2 separate regions of the Mus musculus genome follow, and region 2 is linked to region 1. A link is a loop called in an ENCODE intact Hi-C map of the cell type or tissue named here. Cell type or tissue: left cerebral cortex. All regions are shown on one strand. Links, peaks and the distances in the headings refer to the core of each region. The heading gives the core; the rest is flanking DNA. Region 1 holds the start of Lrrc1 (leucine rich repeat containing 1). Region 2 overlaps Lrrc1 (leucine rich repeat containing 1).

Region 1 (12,080 bases), core at 4,081-12,080:
AAAATCTGCTTTTATATTTCTTTTTTTCTTCTTATTTTTTCTTTTGCTTTTATATTTCTTACTACTAAGTCATTCTGCCAATTAAAATGGACAACACAGAAGGGTTTTGTTAAGGTATTGTCTTTTCATTGTAATTTTGTATTTTATCCAGTATGCATTTATGAATTTATAACATTTGGTGTTTAGAAATATAAAAATTACAAAAAAACAGCAATAACAAAGAAGACAAAGGACAAAAAAGCAAAACTACTAGTGAAGGTGTGGGGCAAGTGGAACATTTTGATTCTGCTGGGGGAATGTCGGTCTGATGTAGCTACACTGGAGACAAGTATTCAGGCCACTCAAGAAACTCCAAATAGTCATATGTGAACCCCAAGGCTGCACTCACGGTGTGTACCTGAGGGACTCTAGGTCAGTATTCTGCTGAGATCGTCACACACAGGTTTATTGCTTCACTACTCACACAGCCAAGATATGGAGTAAAACCTAGATGGCCATCAGAAGGTAAGTGAAGGCACTTGGTACATGGACGGTGGGGGGCGCTATTCAGCTGTAAAGAATGATGGCGTTTATGGCATGTGCAGGGAAATGGATGGAGAGCATCATGTTAAGCGAAATAAGCCTGACTCAGAAAGACAGGCTATGGTTTCGCTCATACATAAACCACAGATTGGCGTGTGCGTGTGTGTGTTGTAGTGTGGTTATAGAAAGAGGGTATGAAAGGGGAAGAAAGGTCTGAAAAGGGAAGCAACAAGAAAAGGTGATGGGATGGATATGCTATAAGCAGGGGGAGGGGCTGCTGGGGAGAGGAAGGTGAGTGACTAATAGAGGAAGAAAACAGACAAGAGGGCACTGATGATAAGGATAGAAACAAAGTATAGTGACACAGATGCAGGAACATGAAATGTCACAGTGAAATCCACAGCTTTGTATGCTAGCAAAAAAAAAAAAAACCTAATAAATCTTATAAATGTTAAGTTAATGTTAAATGTTTAAAAATGTTATAAATATTAAAAAATGTTTAAATCCTAATACATGTAAAATAACTTAATGCTAAATGTTAAAAATAAATGTTAAATAAGCTTAAATAATAAATGTTATTTATTATTGTTAAATGTTAAAAAACTTAAAAGAAAGTAACAATTACTATTCATATAGATGTGCTTTTAATATAACAATAACTTTTAGAATAGATTTTATTTGCCTAAATTTAATTATTTTTTTAAAAAAGTGTGGTGTGTGTGTGTGTGTGTGTGTGTGTGTGTGTGTGTGTGTGTGTGTGTATTCATGCTGGAGTGCATGCATGTGTTGTATCAGAGGACAACTTGCAGGAGTCAGAAATCTTCCACTGCGTGGACTGTGGGACTTGAGCTCATGCCTTTAGGTTTAGAAGGACCAAAAAGACTGGTAGTTAAATTCTTTATTCCACAGACGACTTAACTATGACTCCCTACCTCAGGGAAACCCACAGATTCTAGGCACTTGGGCTAGAACCTGGGCCTCAGAGTCACTGCTTTTCCCATCTCACTCCAGACATGCTCTGTAGGATTGATTCGGGTCCTCTGGCCAGGCTAGTGTCTGACTACTCTGACCTTTAGTCAGCTAGTGCTCTGATGGGTCAGAGGCTATCACGTGCTGCCCATAGCTCCTCAGGTGAAGGCCCACTGCCTTCAAGTGTGTTTAAGTCACGAAGTCTCCAACTTTCGGAATCTAAGTTAGTAATCATTTTTCTCTGCTCTTAGTTCTTGCAGGATGCTGCAGCTGAATTAGAAATGTTAAAATGTTCATTTAGAAAAAGCTCAATAAATAATAGATTTACATATAGAGATTAGTAACCATACCTCATCTACAGAGTTTTTAATGAAATATATATCATAAAAATTCAGTACCTCAGAACACTTAAAAAAAAGAAAACCAGTGATTTCCACTTGAAAGTAGAATAAAGCAAAGCAAAACAAAGCAACAACAAGAAAAAACAAACAGGTAACAATCGCGTGCAGAGATTTATACAATAATCTGGATAAGATGTAAAAAGCTCTGTGATTTTTTTTTCACACATGTCTTTGTGGTTGACTAACCTCACACTGGAGAAGCCATCAAATATGTACATAACCCAAGGATCCCGCAACAAAATGGGGTGCCATCTAGGAACCTTTTTTCCCTTAGTGAAAGCCATGGCTTGCTTTCTTAGTTCGAAGGAAGCCTCTTTTTCGAGCCATTTCCTTCTCCTTATGAGAGACACCAACAATTTCTGCTTCTATTGTTCAGCCAGACTATGAAAATGTAAAAGTGTACACTCTGTTCACTGGAGGATCCACTGTCACTAGTGGATGCCATAAAATACAGTCTGAAAATACAGTCCAAAGATAGCAGGAAAAGGAAAAGTCCTGTGAGTGAAACACACTGGCAGGTATATTCACCTCAGAAAGGGAACCCACAACAGATCAAAGTAAGCAAGGCACCAGAGTCCAACTTGGTCATCCAGTGAATTTTTACTGCGGTTACTAACAGGAGTACTGGTGGGAGATTCCCTATAGGAGCGGGGATGACTTAAAAGCAGCTACTTGCTTCAAAAGTCCACCCCAGGACTCGTGGTAGCTCATGAGAGCTGTAACCCAGGAGCTCTGTACAATGTGGGAGCAGAGCAGCAGGTCTGAGAAAGCTCCTCTGGGCAGCCTGGCTGCTAGGTCTCCCCTCCCAACAGCTGTCTACTGTGTTTATTCATTTGTTTTAGGGAGCTTCGATTATGTTTCAACTTCTCTCTTCCCAGACAGGGGATGTTTGTTTACTGCCTCTTTGTCCACTCGGAGGGAATGTTTCCATTCAGAGGAAACAACTGTTCTACAAGGGAAGAAATGAGGAGATACAGATGGCATCAACAGAAAACAAAAACTAAAACGGAAAACCTAAGTTCAATGTTTCCTGACTACCTCAAGTGTAAATTTAATAAATGTTTCAATGGAAAAACAAGGGAAGGGGCCAGGGTCAGTGGGTAATGACTCCAAGCCTGATAACCTGAATTGTGATACTCAAGTGTGGTACACACACACACACACACACACACACACACACACACACACACACACTTAAATTTGCTTCTGATTATGAAGATTGTTGAATTCTGAACTACTCATTTGTGGAGTTGTATAGGTTCTCGGGCTTCTGAATGGTTTGAATATTCTAAAATCTTTGGGAAAATATTCTTAAATTTAAATCTGGAGAAACATGATTAAATTCGGAGAGTTTGATTTATTAAAGGCGCCCTGGGGTTTTTATGCAAATGGAGCTGTTTTCTCAGTGTCCAGCTTTGCATATGATTTGATTAGCTCTTTGATCTGTGTATACATCCTCAGAGGGTCACTCCTGTGCTCCTCTCCAAGATGAAAAGGTCAGCCTCTTGATAGATTTTCTAGAATAGGAAAAGCGACCCTCTATCCCATAATAGCTTCTATCTTGATACCATTCCCTTGACAATGGCCTTTCTTCCAGGAGACTCCAAGGTCTGCCCTCCCTCTGTTTCCCAGAAATGTAACCCAGTGCCTGGCATGTGGCAGATACTTAGTTACCACCTACCATAATGTGATTCTTAGCCTAGGATTTAATTTACAACTGCCTGTAGGATACATTTACCTATATTTTATTTGTGTGTGTGTGTGTATCCTGTCACTCCTGTTGTAAGGAGGCTAGGAGGGGATATCAGATGTCCCGTCTCTTGTTCTTCCTTATCCCCTTGAGACAGGGTCTATTGTTGAATCTGTAGTGTGCTGTTGTTTTTTTGTTTTTTTGCTGGCTAGCCAAGCAAGCCGGAATGGTTAGTGGCATGTGCAGCCACACTTGGCTTTTATATAGGTGACGAGCAGCCAAACTCAGGTCTGCAGGTTTGTGTATAAACAGTTCCATCACTTCCCACATTCTCTCGAGCCATTTGCCATCCCAGACCCTCATCCATTTCCACACACAGCCACTGAGTTAGGCTGTTATCATTTTTTATTAGTTTTCAATTTTAAAAAATAATTTTATACATTATGTACTATCCTATGCACTTTTCTGTACATTGCTTCTTCTATGGATATGATCTTTTGAGATATATTTATTTGTTAACATGTTTACTAGTTTATTTTCTTCTATTGTTGAGTTCTATACCATTGTTTCTACAGGCTACACTTTTAATCTGTTGGTGAATATTTAGTTGTTTCAAAGTTTTGACTAATATTAACCAAATTATGATGGATATTGATAAATAACTTACATCATGGATGGATCATTACAGCAGACACAAAGAATCTTCAAATTGTTTTAAATACTGCTTTCAACAGTTTACTTTCTTGCCAGCAGTGCTTGAGTGCTTGTTGCACTGTATCTTCACTAACACTTAGGATCCTGAGTGGTTTGTTTTGGTTTGTTGGTTTGTTTTACACTCCAGTGGCTAGATAGTGGTTTCTTGTGCTCATTTTAAAATTTACATGTCTGCACTTCTGAATTCCCAGTCATTTCCAGCTTACTGGATGCCACTTTGGATTTGTAGTTTAAAAATGTAATGTTTATACCATTCTACAAATAAAAGTCAGGAAATAAAATAACAAACCATTAATTGCACGTTTTTCATTCTCTCAGGGGAAGGGGTATGTTTTCTTTGTTGCATTTCTGTATCTAGCATGTGTCTGGTGAATCATGTCTACATTTATTATCTGCTGTTATGTAGCAAACACTCCTGAATTATGTGCCCCCAGTGGGGAGTTGGTTCTGAGTTATATAAGAAAGCATGCTCACTAAAGCACAGAAAGAAAGTCAATAAGCAAGACTCCCCCGCCTCCCCCATCATCTCTTCTTCAGTTCCTACTTTGAGTTCCTGCCCTCGCTTACCCCAAGGGTAAGATTGTGATCCTGACATTCAAGCCAAATAATCCCTCATCTCCCAGTGGAGGTTAGTTGTTAACTTGACACAGGGTAGGGTCAATTAGGAGGAGTGAATCTCAATTGAGAAGATGTCTCCATCAGATGGACATACAGGCAAGTGTGTAAAGCAATTTCTTGATTAAAGATTAATTGGAAGGGCACAGCTCACTGTGGTTGGTACCTCCCATAGACTAGTCCTAGGTGCTATAAAGAAGTTGAACGAGCCAGTAAACAGTATTCCTCTATGACCTTTGCTTCAGTTCTTGCCTCCAGGTTCCCATCCTGCTTGAATTCCTGCTTTGGCTTCCCTGAAGGATGGTCTGTGATCTGGAAATGTACGCCAAACAAATCCTTTCCTCTCCAGGATGCTTTTTGTCATGGTATTTATCCCACCAGTAGGAAACTAACTAGAACACAGAGTAGCCGGGATTCAAATCTGATAGTTAAGTCATGTGGATTTCGGTAGTTTTCAGGATCTGCAAAGCAGGTAAGCTGTTCAGAAACCACAATGTTTTTAGACATAAGAAGAAACACGATCACAACACAGAGAAGAATAAGGAATGCTTATTCAGGTTGGAATCCTTAAAAGACCAGACATATGTTAAAAACATACTAATCATTTATTAAAACAACCTAGTGTATTTCTGAAAAACAAAACAAAACAAAATACAACAACATTAAACTGAGTAGCTCAGCTTTCTATAACTTAAAAAAAAAAAAACCAGCTGGAAAACCCACAAAGTTAGTGACGTATCTTCTTGGATGTCTCAATCAGGAATCAGAGTTTTTCATGGGAGGTGGCAGGACATGGGCTTTATACACACTTCTGGAATGCAAGAATGAAGGAGGAGTGGAGGCTCAAAGTCCGCCTCAAGAATGCAGGCACCAAGTCAGGTTAAAAAGTGAAGTCAGCATAGTGGCAGGAATTAGGTACTGGCTGTAACCATCAAGTCTAGGTGATAATCCTGAGGTAAAAACAGGTCAAATTTCCTCCTTCATCAATCAAGACAAGAGATCCTCCTGATAGAGACGAAACCTTTATGTATCTCTCCCCCTCTCCCCCTGGGCAAGTGCCCTGTGCAGTTAAAAATACTGAAGAGACAATGAAAAAAAGTTTCAGAGCAAACTCTGCCTTGGTTACTAAGCAAGCTCAATTTTCAATCTTCTGCATATTGTGATGTTGGTGACTCCAGATTTGAGCTGAGGGAGCATAAGGCTTCCTTTGCTGGGTGGGGAGTCAGAGAAGACTCTTAAAACAGTCTATTAGCTATTGTATTTGGCCTAAAACGGAGTCATCAACTGTTCATGTGGAGTGAGTTTGGTTAGTTTGTATCGTTGACTCTGAAAACAGAAGAAAAGGGGTTCAAATGTCTGGCTGTGGTAACGGGAACCTCTGAGGAGCAAAGGAAGAAATTTGGGGCTCCCCGCCCCAAACTACAGCGTGGGTTGCAATCTCCCCTTTGTAAGACGCAGGGTGCTGTTGAAGAAATACAGGAGCCAGCTATTGGAGGTTCATCTGCCTTCCTGCACCAGTGCTTTCTGTACCTCAGCCCAGGTTAGCCCCCAAAGCACATCTGGCTAAGGTGGAGCTAATGCTGAAGCGCACCTTTGCCATCTCCTTTCTTCTCGGAGCATCTTTTAGAAGATTTTTGAAGACGGACATCCATGCTTTTGTTGGCACCAGGAAGTTGGTGACACGTACATCTCAGATAAGTCCTGCTCACCAAAGATGCTCTCAGGTCGTAGGGCCTGCCAGCGAGTGTGCGCAGACACAGGGCACAAACGGGGGTTAGGAGGAGGGGGTGTCGGAAAGCCAGAACCGACTCCTTCATTACCCCGCGCTCAAGGTACTCGGCGGGGCGGTACTTCCTGACCCCGGAAGAGAAAGTTGTTTTGGGGAAGGGGAGCAAGAAAAAAAAAAGCACGGTGAGTAAAATGAAAACTCCGAAGTTGTTCTGCTCCTTCTGGCCTTCGGTCCCTGCCCTCCTTAGGAGCTTTTTGGGGCGCGGCTCCCTCCAGAATCGCACACTGTGCGACTCCCCGCGGAGGAGAGGACCGCAGGAGCACCGTCTCCCGACCCTCCCGGGAGCCGGGTCTCCAGGAAAACCCGGAGCGGAGCATCCCCGGCCGGGACACGCCCTCTGCGTGCCGCCGAGTGCGCATGCCCAGTGCGCGGCGGCCGCGAGTAGGAAGCGGAGCGCGGCGGAGGGGGCGGTGGGAGGGGACGCTCGCGACTGTGGCGAAGGCGCGGGACGCGGCGAGGGTTCCCGCGGCTTCCTCAGAACGTTCGGGACGGTGGAGTCCTTGCGAGGCGCGAGCGAGCTTGGAGCCAGCAACGAGCTTGGAGCGGGCGGCGGGCGGGGAGCAGCGGGGCGGCCGGGCGGAGCGGGCTCCGAGCCCCGGGCTCCGCGGCTCGGCGGGACACGGCTCTGGTGGTGGAGGCGGCGATGTTCCACTGCATTCCCCTGTGGCGGTGCAACCGTCATGTGGAGGCCATCGACAAGCGCCACTGCTCGCTGGTCTACGTCCCCGAGGAGATCTACCGCTATGCCCGCAGCCTGGAGGAGCTGCTGCTGGACGCCAACCAGCTCCGGGAGCTCCCCGAGGTGAGTGCCCGCCTCACCTGGCGCGGTGGCCGGGTCCGTGCGCTCCTCCGCTGACTGCTTCGCTCTGGGAGACTCTGGCCAGCGGGGTCCCACTACTGCCCTCAGCCCTCCCTGTGCCCCCCTCCCCTGCTTCCCGATTAAACCCATCCTCCAATAAAAGTTGTTTTTCATTTATACCGAAAGACTTGGTATTTAACAAGTAGTTACATGGCTAGTGGAGAAACGTTCTGGTCCACTAAGTGGCTTAGATCCACGTCTGGGAACTAATGCCGGTTAGGTGAGAAGCCAGGTAGCTCACACTGTTCCCAGCTGGGGGCGACCATGCGCCCCATCACGCCCCGGGGCGATCGGCTAGCAGCCAATTCTCCAGCTAGTGGCTTGGAGCTCCTCATTTTGGGCTAACGCAGGTCCCAGAGGATGTGGGGACCCAGCAGCGCGAAAGTAAGCTTTAGTATATCTTGGCATCTGTAAGGAATGTGCTCCGGGCCTTATCTCTGTGGGCTATGCCCTGGAGAGATGGCGCTTGGTCCGCTTCGGTAGCCCCGTGGCCGCATTGGGGTGCTGGGCAGGAGGAGAACTGCTGCAGGTGCCCAGGTTCCCGCCGCTGGTGCACTGCGTGCGTGGACCTGTTGCGTGGTTGGAACTGCGATGAACGTGTGTAGTGGCTCCCGCTGCGAGTCAGCCCTGCTTGCTGCCTTTCCGCCACCACAGAGCTTGCTTGGGTCTGTCCTATCACTAATGCCATATCTTTTCAGAGTTGTTTATGAAAATTAATCATCTGCCGCACCGAACTTGGCCTGTGACAGATACTGATTGTGCTTCTAGGCCCTGCTGGGGTTAGACGCTGAACTTTTAACCCTTGAATTTGCCTCGGGATTCTAGCTTTAACTGTTAAGGAGGACGCATCCTTTACCCAGGTGTAAGGAGGAAGTAAGCCAGTGGCAATCCAGAGGTGCAGGAAATGGAAGTCCGCTGGGAGGCCCGGAGAGAGCCTAAAGGCCCGAGCCTCGGAATGCAAGTACCTTGTTTGTCCTTTGTTACCGCTGATGATGTCCTGCCATTTTCAAAGAAACTCTGATCAGATGTCTGGTTTGTTGGAACACGGACTGATAACGATCGCCAGTGCTGACAGAGTTTAGAAAATCACAAGTGTGTTTCTCTCAACATCTCGAGTGAAGTTCGTCTTGAATTAACTTTTCTTGGTTCCCATGGCCTCCTCTGTGTAATCACAAAGATTACCCTCACTCGGATCTCTGCAGAGCACCCCTCCCAGCCCTTAATTTAATTCAGTAGGAAAACCACCCAGATCCCTCAGGCATGTATTATTTTGCAGGCATTTTCAAACACATGATCTGGTTTTTAAGCTTCGCTGTGTTTTACTTAAGTGGGAAGCTCATTGCTTTAAGTTGTATAATTTTTGAAATGTAGCAAATGTTGCCTAATGCTTTGCAAGGGATTTGAAATAAAGTTACTAAAAGACTTAGTAAAAAGCTCTTGACTATAAACTTTGCAGTGCTTTCTGTAGACTTTGTGTTTATTGTGGAATTGGACGATTTCTTTGGGTTGGATTGGCTTTTCACTCCTTTTTGGAGTTTGTTAGATTTCCTCTAATGCTGGAGTTTTTGTTTTTTTTTTGCTTGGCGTAGAGACTCAGAGTTTTGGAAGTGTCAGGTATTTCTGCAGATGGTACATGATAACTCAGAGACTCAAAATTAGGTCTGATGGCATTCTGTAAATACTCTAAATAAACATTTCGAAACCAATGGGTGATGGCCTTCCTTATTGCTAAGTATTGCTCTAATAGCCTTAAATCAAGGTCCTGTAAAATGGATTCCTCTCTGTCTCATCTCACCCAGACTGTTGGGTTTGTACATGCCAGACAGGAACAGCAGCTACCTTGAAAGTCTGTCTGTTTCCTCAGCCTTTCCTTGGGCTAGCCATTGTTCATGTTGGAGAACTCGTAACTCATGGCTATCGCTCCCTGGTGCGTCTGGCTTCTAACTCCAAGCGCCTGTCTGCTCACCACCATCTCACCCCTCTTGCTGGAAGGCTTCAAAGGTTCTTGGTGTGCTGGCGATGACCGCTGTCTGGTTCATTGCCTGTAATTTGGGAGCACATCCGAAAGGTAGGTATACACTCTACCTGGGCAACAGGCTTTGGGATAATGATAGATACCTACACTCCACTGAAGGGTCTGCCACCTCTCATTTGCTCCAGCATTTTCATTTACAAATTGAGACACAGAATTGCAGTGATTTTTCCTCAGGGCTCTGCACTTTGTTAGATGCAGTGTTTGGCTACCTCCATGTATTGAAGTGTCAGACAACTGCAGTCACACTGAACACATAGGATGAGTCTGGCCTGTCTGCTTCTCACACCCATGAAACCTGAGCTGTTTAGTCCCTCCTTTTTTTGAGTCATGTGACTTAAACTTGGCCTTGTTAAACATTTATTGCGGTACCATTCCTTACTAGTTATTAGGAATATAGAGATTAAAGAAGCTGTGATTCTTATGAGCTGTTCCCAGTCTTGTGGGGAGACATGACTTAAATACTGATGTGAGTATGAGGTGGCCCGCCAGCCACAGACATGTTGGTAATAACTTACCTAATGTACGACCCAGGAGCAGTCGAGCATTGTGGTGGCTTCTCCGCAGTGCAGGTCAGGATCCTTGTCTTGAGCTTGCCTTTGGTTGGGTGACAGTCATTCTGTCTGACTGCTGCTAGATTCATCTGGCTTCAGCTGTCCCTTCACTAGATTCTTCTGTTGTCTGCACTAACAATCTCACTCTTACCTCCTTGAAGTGCCTGCCCGCCTCTGTTCTCCCCTGTAAGCACGGGAGCCCCAGCCCCGTGCCCAGGAGGTCTTGCTCAAGACAGTTACTTTTCTAGAATTTTCTGTCATCTCCTCTTGGCCTTTAGCTAACCTGTTGATTGTCCGATGGAAGTATTTCAAACACCAGTCCCCCCACCCCTCATTCTTTCTCAGATCCTGAATTAGTTGTTTTCTAGTTCTAGGGTACTTATGACCTAGGCTCAAACATGCTTACATGTTCCTTGCCTGTCTACCCAACTAAATCGTTACCTCCACAAGGGCAGGGGCGTTCATGGCTGAACCTAGGCCACTGTGTGGTACATCGTAGGCCCTCAAGTGCTAGTCCCTGCAACCAAAGAACCTAGCAGCAATGAGCGAGTCCTCATGTTCAGAAGACTGCCTATCTTCTTGGTCATCGGATTTCCCTTCCTGTGACCCGACTTACAAGTCTGTAGTAACTAGTAACTTGTCTTTCCTTGGAAGATGCTAGAAGGCACTTGGCCACCTTTGAAGTAATTCTTGTACTCTGTGAACTTTTGCCATGAATATGACTTCAGTTTTAGCCCCTGTAGCTTGCTCTGGCAAGGGGCTGCCATCCCTATTCAGAGCCAGTTAGTCATGCTTCAGTCAGGTCTTCTCGCTGGAAGTGCTATTTCTCCTTGGATTTCTAGTTCTGAGGGATGGCGCATCTGTTCTCCCGGTCTCCAACTTTGACTTTCCTTTCCACCTGTCTTGTCCCCACGGCCTGCTTTTTTCTCAGATGCCCTCTTTCTTCTCGGTCTCTCACACCCCTCTCCTTGGGTTCATCTGGATTCATGTGACCTTTTGGTCATCTTTTACCAAGGCTCCTTGGGCCTTGTCTTGTAGGGACAGCATAGCACATGTTGGATTTAGATTTAGATAGTTGAAGACAGGGTTCTGTCTCTCGGGTACTCTCCACCAGCCTTACTTTCTGCAGATGTTAGGATTACCGCCTGCTTTATAGGGTTAGGCCGAGGCTTTCGAAGATCACTGCCAGTGTGAGGTCTTTCTAAATACTCTGGCAAGAACTTCTTAACTCAAGTTTAAAGAGCCCCTCCCCCTTCAGGGAGTTTGTTAAACCCAAATTAAGTTTTTGATATGATTTTCAACAATTAAAAAAGAAAAATCACGCACCCTGAAATGTCCAGATGACTTTATAGAGGAGTGACTATTGCCTAGCTTTCTCTGAGCACTCCTTTTATTGGTTATAGCTAATGAGGGAAGTCAGGTGAGGTCTGGAGTTGGAAGAGCAGAGACTCTACTGTACTTCATCAGAGAGACATGACGGAGAGCGGAAGGGGTAACGGCCTCTGTGGTGTGGTTACTCAGAATTCAAACCCAGGGGCCCGCACCTGGTTAATATTCCTTAATACATTGTGAGCAGCCGAGTAGCAACTAAAAAAGTATTTAATTGCTGTGTGATGTCAAGTTATTGTTGAGGTTTCCTTTCTTGTCTTTATTGGGTTTTTAGAGTTATTTTACTTCATAGTTATGTAAGAGCTAAGGCATAGGGCTGATACACCTGTATACTTAAATGAGTGTATAATAATAAACTCAATTATTCAATAAAAGACCAACTACACATTTAAGGACCGTGGATCCAAAGGGAATGGAAAGGAATGTTTCCCTTACTGGTTAGAGGAGCAGTTCACTTCTCAGACATCCTGGTATTAGCACCTCCTTGCTTTCTGATTGTTTTCTGGGCTGCTTCACGCCTTCCCCATAGATTTCCTTAGTCCCCGA
Region 2 (8,000 bases), core at 1-8,000, 62 kb after region 1:
GACTAAGGTTGTCTGTTGAGTATCCCACTATATGTGGTTAATTTTATTTATTATCTTTCCCAGATAGAAATCTTTTGGTACTGCCTAAGCTGGGCCTGACTCTTGGATTCGGGAGGCTCTCCTCTCCAAATCCTCCAGATAGCTGGGGCTACAGGTGCATGCGTGCAGTCGTTTATGACTGTCTCAACTGCTGAGATCTTAGTGGGAAACTATCACTCCTCCTTAACTGTTGCCACATGGTCCAGCATGTGTGAGCCCCCGGTCTGACTGGACAAATGAACAGGCGAGCAGACTGAGCTTTGCCATTTGGACCACCACTTCTATCCAGTTGTGTTTCGAGACATAATCACAGCAGAGAGCATCATGTTTGTCTCTCTTTATTATAGGCCTGCTTATTATATAGAAGATGCTAGGGAAGTGGGAGGGGAGTCTCTAGACTTTATATGCAGCCTGCACTATATAAACTATAGAAGATTTAAGCTGCTCAGGAACTGGTAGGTGAGTGGCAGAGAACATGTGAAAACGGGATGATTGCACATCTGTGCAATTATAAGCTGAGATCTGTAGTACACTCTCAGTTGTTATAAAGGGCACCGAGACTTCTACATTAAGTTCCAGAGCCAAGACACTCACTGCTGCTCTGCACGTCAGGGACTGGCTGTGGTCACACCTAGCATAGGCAGAGCCCTGATGACCAGGAGCAGACACGATGCTGTGTGTTCTCAGGGATGTGCAAGCCGCCTTGGTAGAGTCATGCTTGTAGGTTTGAAAGCGTAGACAAGAAAAACACCGCCAAGGGCAGTGACTCAGAAGTCCCTCGCCGTCGTCAGCCAGAGAAAGCGCTAGTTTCAAGGGTGGTGGTGGCAGCTAGGATTCTTTCTAGCAATGTTAACTCTGGATTGTGGTCTGTCTTCCTTCACTTGGAGCAGTTGTTTCTGCAGATGTGCTCTGAGGCCACCTACATAGAATCCTTGCTAAAATCCCATATTTCCATCTCAGCCAAGTCAAAATTTCTGAAGCCAGATAGCCAAAGTTTGTATTTAAAATCCAAAAACTTGAAATTTAAACTGGAGCTAGTCACCGAAACCTGGGCCATTCTTGATTGGGTCCAGATGCTAAAGTAGTATTTAGGCCAAAAGGATGCTACAGTCTGACCTTTCTGGTGTTCATGTAAATCTGCAATAGTTTTACATATGGATAGATTTCACGTCCCTATTTTGAAAATCTGAAATTTGAAACATTCTACACTCTGAAACATTGAGTACCCAGGTGAATTTTGGCTATAGGGATTTCCAGCTGATGGGCTGGATCAGTTCATGTTAACTTGGCACAGCTGTCCCGAGTGCTCTAAGAAAGCAGGCTGAGCAAGCCACACGGAGTAAGCCAGCAAGCAGCACTCCTCTGTGGCCGTTGCTTTAGTGCTCATCTCCAGGTGACTTCCCTTCATAATGGGAACTAAGATGAACCTTAAGCTAAAATAAACCCTTCTCTCCCCGGGTTGCTGATGGTCATTTTGGTTTCATTACAGTCACAGAAACAACCGTTAAGACACCTGGCAATGTCTGTACGCGTCTGAAATCCAGAAAATTCCAAAATCCGAAATACTTTTGCTTTCAGGCATTTCAGATAAGAGTCAGTCAGTTTGTTCAGAACATTATTTTTCGCCCAGTTCAAAAAACTCAAAGGTCTGTTACAGTGATCCAGTTACCATTCTGTTAAAGCAAGGATCTCGCCTTCTGCCTCCCCCACCCGCGATCTGGATTGTGGGACCTGTGCGGATTGTTGTAAGGGCGCAGCATCGTCAGGGTGTGACTTAGCTGGGATGTGCTGCATGGTTTGTTATGAGCCTTGGTCCTGAAGTGCTTCCTTTTTTCTTTTTTTTTAAATTACAGAGAAAACACTAGTTTTACAACATGTATTTCATAACATTCATCCAGTGCCAACATCAGGAGAGGGGGGAGGCAGGGGCCAGTGAGTGCTGTGTGATGGATGCTTTGAAGAGACAGTGCCAGTTTCAATGCCTGAGTTCTGTTGTGTCTTTTAAGGAACTTAAACACCCTATGAGTCTCTCTCCATCTGTCAGTTGACAACTTGTAATTTGAAAGCTTTTTACAGTATTCCTTTGAGTAATGTAAACATGTTTTTTAAAAATTTCTTTTGAGTGCTTTTCTTGTACTCCATTTTTTTTTTCTGTATCTTTTAAGGATTACTTTAGGAAAAAAAATGTCAGTGTGTATGGGAGGTAGAGAACGTCTTACAAGAATTAGTTTTAGGGCCTGGAAAGATGGCCCCATTGTTAGGAATGAACAGCTCCCATGGAGTTCCATTCCCAGCACCCATGTTGGGCAGCTCACAAGCACCTGCGACCCCAGCTCCGAGGGATCGGAAGCCTCTGAGGAAGAAGAGGTTAAATGAGATCCAACTTCCAGTCTCCATCCACCGTTCCCCTGCCCGCCCCTGACCAGCTACACAAACAGCTTTCTTGCCCACGTTGATCTTCCTTCCACCCCAGGCAGTTTAACCAGACCTGCAGCACAGGCTTTGGGAGTTGGGAGTTGAATCTGTCCCTGTAGGAGGAAATCACTTGGTTGTGGAGGTAAAGTGTGCATGGGAGTAACTGTGAGGTCCCACGTTAATGGCCAACTCCTCAATCCGTAGTGATTTGAGTCTAGCTACGTCTCAGGTTCAAGTGAGGCGGGGTTTGGTTTTGTTTGCTTGCTTGTTTAAGGCAGTGCCCTAGGCCCACCCTGGGCTGCCCTTTTGACTTTGTGGGCTTGGGTGACAGTGGTCCCAGAGATGGGTATGTTAGTGCTGAGAACCAGCAAAAGTAAATGCCCGGGTATTTGCTGAGGTTTCCATAAGACAACCCCCCCCTACCACCACCACCACCATCTTCTTCCTCCCTCCCTCTCCTGCAGGGTCTTACTCCGTAGCTCAAGCTGTCCTTACCTCACCTGATAGTCCATTTGTGCCAGAAGACTGAAAATCCCTCAAGTGCTAGAATACTCAGTGGTTATATTACTATAGTAGGGGTGTGCTTTGGAAAAACCCAGTAATGAACCGGTTGAGAATGGTGTCCTGTCTGCTTCATCTAGGCCAAATGGCTTCTCCCTGTATTTCTCTAGAACTGTGTTCATTCGTGGCCCTGCACTCTTACCTACTCTGTGTGTGTTATCCAAAGAGTGACTCATTTAGCCTGTGATTGAGTCTCTCAGCTGACAGGCAATGTGTGTAGTGGTGTGGCAGGCAAACACGGCTCGGTAGGGTGTGACCTAATTGGAAGGGCAGGGGGTGCTTTTAAAAGAGAACAGGGAAACTGGCAGCATGAGACTGGTCAGAGGAGTGGGCCACTGCAGGGGTGTGGGGAGTGGGCAGCTGCAGGGGTGTGGGGAAGTGGGCCGCTGCAGGGGTGTGAGGAGTGGGCAGCTGCAGGGGTGTGAGGAGTGGGCAGCTGCAGGGGTGTGAGGAGTGGGCCGCTTCGGGGGTGTGAGGAGTGGGCAGCTGCAGGGGTGTGGGGCAGTGGATCACTGCAGGGGTGTGGGGAACGGGCTGCTGCTGGGGTGAGTCAGAGGGAGAATTTTTGCTTTGTGGTCTAAGGTAAGGGAGAAGTTGGGGTAGGGGTGTGGAGTTAGACTTTCTGGATCAAAATATACCTCCATTAGAATTTTCTAGAGAATTTGATATATAAGTACCAGTGACTGTATTTTAGCCGTATTAACTCAGAATAAGTCCAGAGAGCTGTAATTTTAAATGAAAAGAGAAGATTCTGATGAATAAAACTATTTCACTTTTGATAGTTGCTATTTTTTTGAAGTATAAGTAACTTTTAATCAAAATCATATGTGAATATATGTTTAAACGTAACTGGTTTTAGGAGAGAAGTGAGCGACTGGCAGATGGCTACATTTCTCTCCTTCCTGTTATTCCCTGTGAAACCTAGTACTCAATATTGTCTTTCTGAAGCAAGACCTTGTACCTGCAGACACGATTGAGCCAACTCTGTGGGGAAGGAAAAGCTGAGCTGGAATGATTGTTTTGATGTTTGCTGCCAGGATCCTTAGTTGGAACCTTTTCTGAGACACTGTGCCCTGTATCCTAGGCTGGCCTTGAGTTTGCTGTGTAGCCGGAGTTGACCTTGGGCTCCCGAGTTTCCTGTCCCAGCCTCTCCCGCGCAGAGATTATAGGGGTGTGCCACCACACCCAGCATGACCTTTTTATTTTTTCTTTCTTCAGGGCAAGTAACATGACTTGTTACAAGACTTACACAAAATAACGTTTTTGAAGGGCCCTTGTCTGTCTTCCCTGTAGCATGTGAGGCCCAAGCCTGCCGACCTTCTTGAGCCCTGAAATGGATGCCGAGGACTGGGCTCTGTGTACGGGCTGGCTGCCTCCTGGGTGTCTGTAGTGCTTGGGATACCATGATAAATGGAAACATTTGAAGAAATTCTGCGTTTAGCTTTTCCCTTTCATTACCAGAAGAACAGCTGTGACAGCACAAGGGAGACTGGGAGAGCGCATTCATATTTAGTCTTGTTTGACAATCCCAGATATTTTTAAACAGGATTGAGTCAGACAGCCTGCAGCACCACATTCAAACCGTCTTAATCAGCCAGCCTGTTTGGCACACAAGGACCTTGTTTTATTCTAGTAGTAAATAATTCTAAATGAATCAATACGATGTACTGGCTGTCCCCAAAGTCACAGTGTTCAGTATGTCACCACAGCCTGCCAGCATCTCCTGTACATGCGTGTTCTCTTTACTGCTGGTTGTTGTGGTCCTGATAGAGTCTGAGTCTGGCTGAGGCTTAATTCATGGCTTTTGCATAATAATTCTGGGTCATCACAGCTTTGCCTTTCTCCCCGCTTCCACTTAACATTGCCAAGTAGACACATCGCTCACTTTCTGCCCAGAAGTGGTTCTTGTTGTGGCAGCTCATTTCCTTCAGCTCCTGGGATCTTACCGTTCTGCTCCCCTGTGGCTTGGAGGTTCTCATCTCAGCAGCTGCTCTCCACTGATAGCCTTCTCATGCACCATTCTGCTCCCCCAGGCCATCTGCTCACATGTTCCTCTTCTGTCTCTCTCACATAGGTAGGTTCTGATGTTCCTGTGGCCATGCCCTCTGCCCTTGCTATGTGACTGCGCTCCTGTTGCCTTCTGAGAAAGGGTTTCTCTCTGCTCCTTAGATTTTGCAATTAAAGTAAAAAAAAAATCTAAACACACTGAAGTGTAACTTTCTTCTGACCCTTGGTATGTTCCTCAAACAAAACTTCTTTCTCTTTTTTTTTCTCCTCCTTCCAGTTGCCAGGCTTATTGAAGGCTTGGTCTACTCCAGGTTCTCAGACATGGAGATTCAGTGTACCTGTAATTTTTCTTAAACACGATTCTATTTCTGTAGACTATGAAGATGTATTTATGTATCTGTCACCAGAAAGACTGGACAAACAAGCTTAGATTAGAATTCCCACTGAAGCGTCCTGTCCCCCAGGCACTGACATGCATTGCCTTGGCGATGGTTGGCTGCACACCAGGATGGGAGATGATTCTGAGGGATTCTGTATGCATGAGGGGCTTGGTGGGAAAGTGACAACGGTGGGAGCCTGCCACGTCAGAGCAAAAGAGACCGTTCAGATAGGTCATCTCACCGATTCCTTTCCTTTCTCTGACTTTTTGATGTGTGCCAAGGGACAATAGGAAGCAGAGGTGGAAAGCAGACCATAGGGGAAAATCAGAACGGAGCAGCAGCCGGGAGCTCCCTGCTTCCAGCTGAAACAGCGCTCACTGCAGTGCCTTGGGAACTGAACAGTGCTGCATGTAGGACCGGTTTTGTATAGATGGGAGCCCAGAGCTCAGCTCCATAAGCTGTGCAGAGGTCTGGAGCAGGTGAGCTAGCCTTCACCAAAGCCATTCCTGCATCTGCCCTTGATAACGACAATGGCAGCAGTGTGTGGGAAGTGGGAAGTGTGACATTAGAAACCACTAGTGCCAGTGGGACTCCATATGTGGAAGGTTCTACTCCTTACTAACCAGCTTTAGGTAAAACACAGATGGACTCAAAGTAATGCCCAGAATTAACATTCAGGGTTATGTGTCTGCGGGATGCATGTTAAACAGATGAGCTGTGTATGTAGCTGATGGTGGTTGTTGTTACTGGTTGTTGTTGCTGCTGCTGCTACTGTTTTATTGGCATTCAACATAGGATTTTCATCTCTTATTTTGGTAAGAAAAAAAAATGTTTGCCATAATTTAATAAAAGACAGATTGTAGCCTGACAGCCCAGGATATCATTTCAAATTAAACAACAGTCCTGTGTAATTCATTCATTCATTCATTCATTCATTCAGCATCACGATGAGCAACCCTTACCTTGTTCTCCCCATTTTTCCCCTTTAGTCAGCTAGTGAGTGCTGTTTTGGAGACTGGAGTCTGGCTCTTGTTTTACATTCCTCTTCCTCCTCCTCTGACTCCTCGGCCTTTGTGGTTTAGGTTCTCCTTACATCCCTATTAAAGCAACAGTTTATTCCTAGAAATTAGCTTACAGCTACACCTTTCTTCCCTCTTTCGTTGATGTGTGGGCCACGCTCGAAGTGATGCTTTCTGCTCTTGACCTCCGCCTATTCCCTAGTTCCTTTCTTTTCTACCCAGTGGCCCTCCAGGCATTTGTGCTGCATCCTTAAAACAGGAGGCTCACTCACTCTTGCTTCCTCTGATCCCCACTCTCCTCACCCACCCCCATTTCTGCAGAAGACGACAACCTGACAGTATTTTGTGTTTCTCTGTGTACACTCCTCTGTCATCTGTAGTTCCTGCAGTGCGTCTTGAGTGCCTCAAATGTGGCTCTGTAGTGTTCAATGGAACCTTTGTGTCTTTCTTGCAGAGGGATTTCACCAAAGCTCTCCTTTTCCAGATGTCAGTGAGGGGTCTTGGACCATTTATTGGATGCTTCTCTGTTTCTAAACAGGTCTGCTCCATCTCGGTATTTGTTTCACAGAATAAGTGCCAGTGAGCAATTAATTTATCCACTCAAGTGTAATGTGTCGTGATAGACAAAGCAGGCTGTCCACAGTCTTCCACAAAAGCCAGGGCTCCGAGTTCTGAAGCCAGGACTGAAAGCCATGCTTAGAAGGAAAAGGTCACATCGCCTGACTTCCTTGACATCACTAACATAGTGGTGGGCTGGTGCTGTGAACATCAGGAGATGTTTCACCTTGATAGTTTTGGGATTTGGTGACTTCTTTATTTCTTATAGGAACATATAAGCTAAGCTTACACATTGCTTTGCTGTGGGATGGACTAGAATCTCATCTTGTTGGTTAAACTTAGATTCCCCGAAGGGCAGGGGATGTCCTTTGAAATCATGTCTAAAGTGCTGTATCTGTTGTGAAGGCTCTGTCTGTGCGAGCAGCCTCCAGCAAACAGTGCCGGAATGGTGGCCTGCCTGCTGTGTGTCAGAGCTCTGCGCTGATGTCAGCGTCCTCACACAGGCCACGGAAAATGTCTTTCTGGTAAACTGCAGATTTGGTGTGTTCCTTCCAAGACAGCTAAAACCCACTTGTCAAAAGCAGCTCAAACTCAGATGATGATAACTTGCAGTAGATCTGAATTAAAGGTTATCTTAACATTCTGGGGAAAAGAGGAATAAAAATAACAAAATCTGATACTTGCAAAATTCCTGAGAGAGATTTTGTTATTTTTGTTCTTGGACATGTCTAATATGAACTATAAAAAGTAAGATTAAAAAAATTTTTGTCTTACTTTTACAGTATTGGCAAGTAGAAGTTTTGGGTTATGTAATTTAACGAGTCGATGGAAATCATAACGCTAAGTATTAATTTACTAAGAATATAATATTAAATGTCTCTAACCTTTATATGGGAATACATGTGATTCTGGGTTTAAGTCATTATTGCTTCTCAAATCATTAGAGCAACAGTAAAACTCTTATATTCTTCTTAGAGTGACCTCACTCTTCTTCAGTGTGTTTGTTAACTGTAAGGCAGAG

The links. Peaks named below come from ENCODE experiments on the same cell type or tissue, not always from the same donor. Only the 100,000 strongest peaks of a DNase experiment are listed, where the experiment ranks them.
Region 2: a loop joins it to region 1, with 2.0 times the contacts of the local background. A loop is called at or near these places in 5 of 42 quality-filtered maps.

Annotation. Positions count from the first base shown.
Region 1 is chr9:77,539,887-77,551,966 of GRCm38, reverse strand. Lrrc1 (leucine rich repeat containing 1) reads left to right here and starts at 7,115. Exons shown (of 14, transcript NM_001146048.1): 1 at 7,115-7,502. The coding sequence starts at 7,344. In left cerebral cortex, for the core only: a CTCF peak has its summit at 7,816 (motif pointing right); DNase peaks (open chromatin) are centred at 7,036, 7,318, 7,818 and 8,093; H3K4me3 peaks cover 2,242 bases; H3K27ac peaks cover 779 bases.
Region 2 is chr9:77,477,734-77,485,733 of GRCm38, reverse strand. All of the region lies in intron 2 of Lrrc1 (leucine rich repeat containing 1), which reads left to right. Among named protein-coding and RNA genes, the nearest start is that of Lrrc1, 63 kb to the left of the region's middle. In left cerebral cortex, for the core only: no CTCF peak of the experiment used is centred there; DNase peaks (open chromatin) are centred at 771 and 4,565.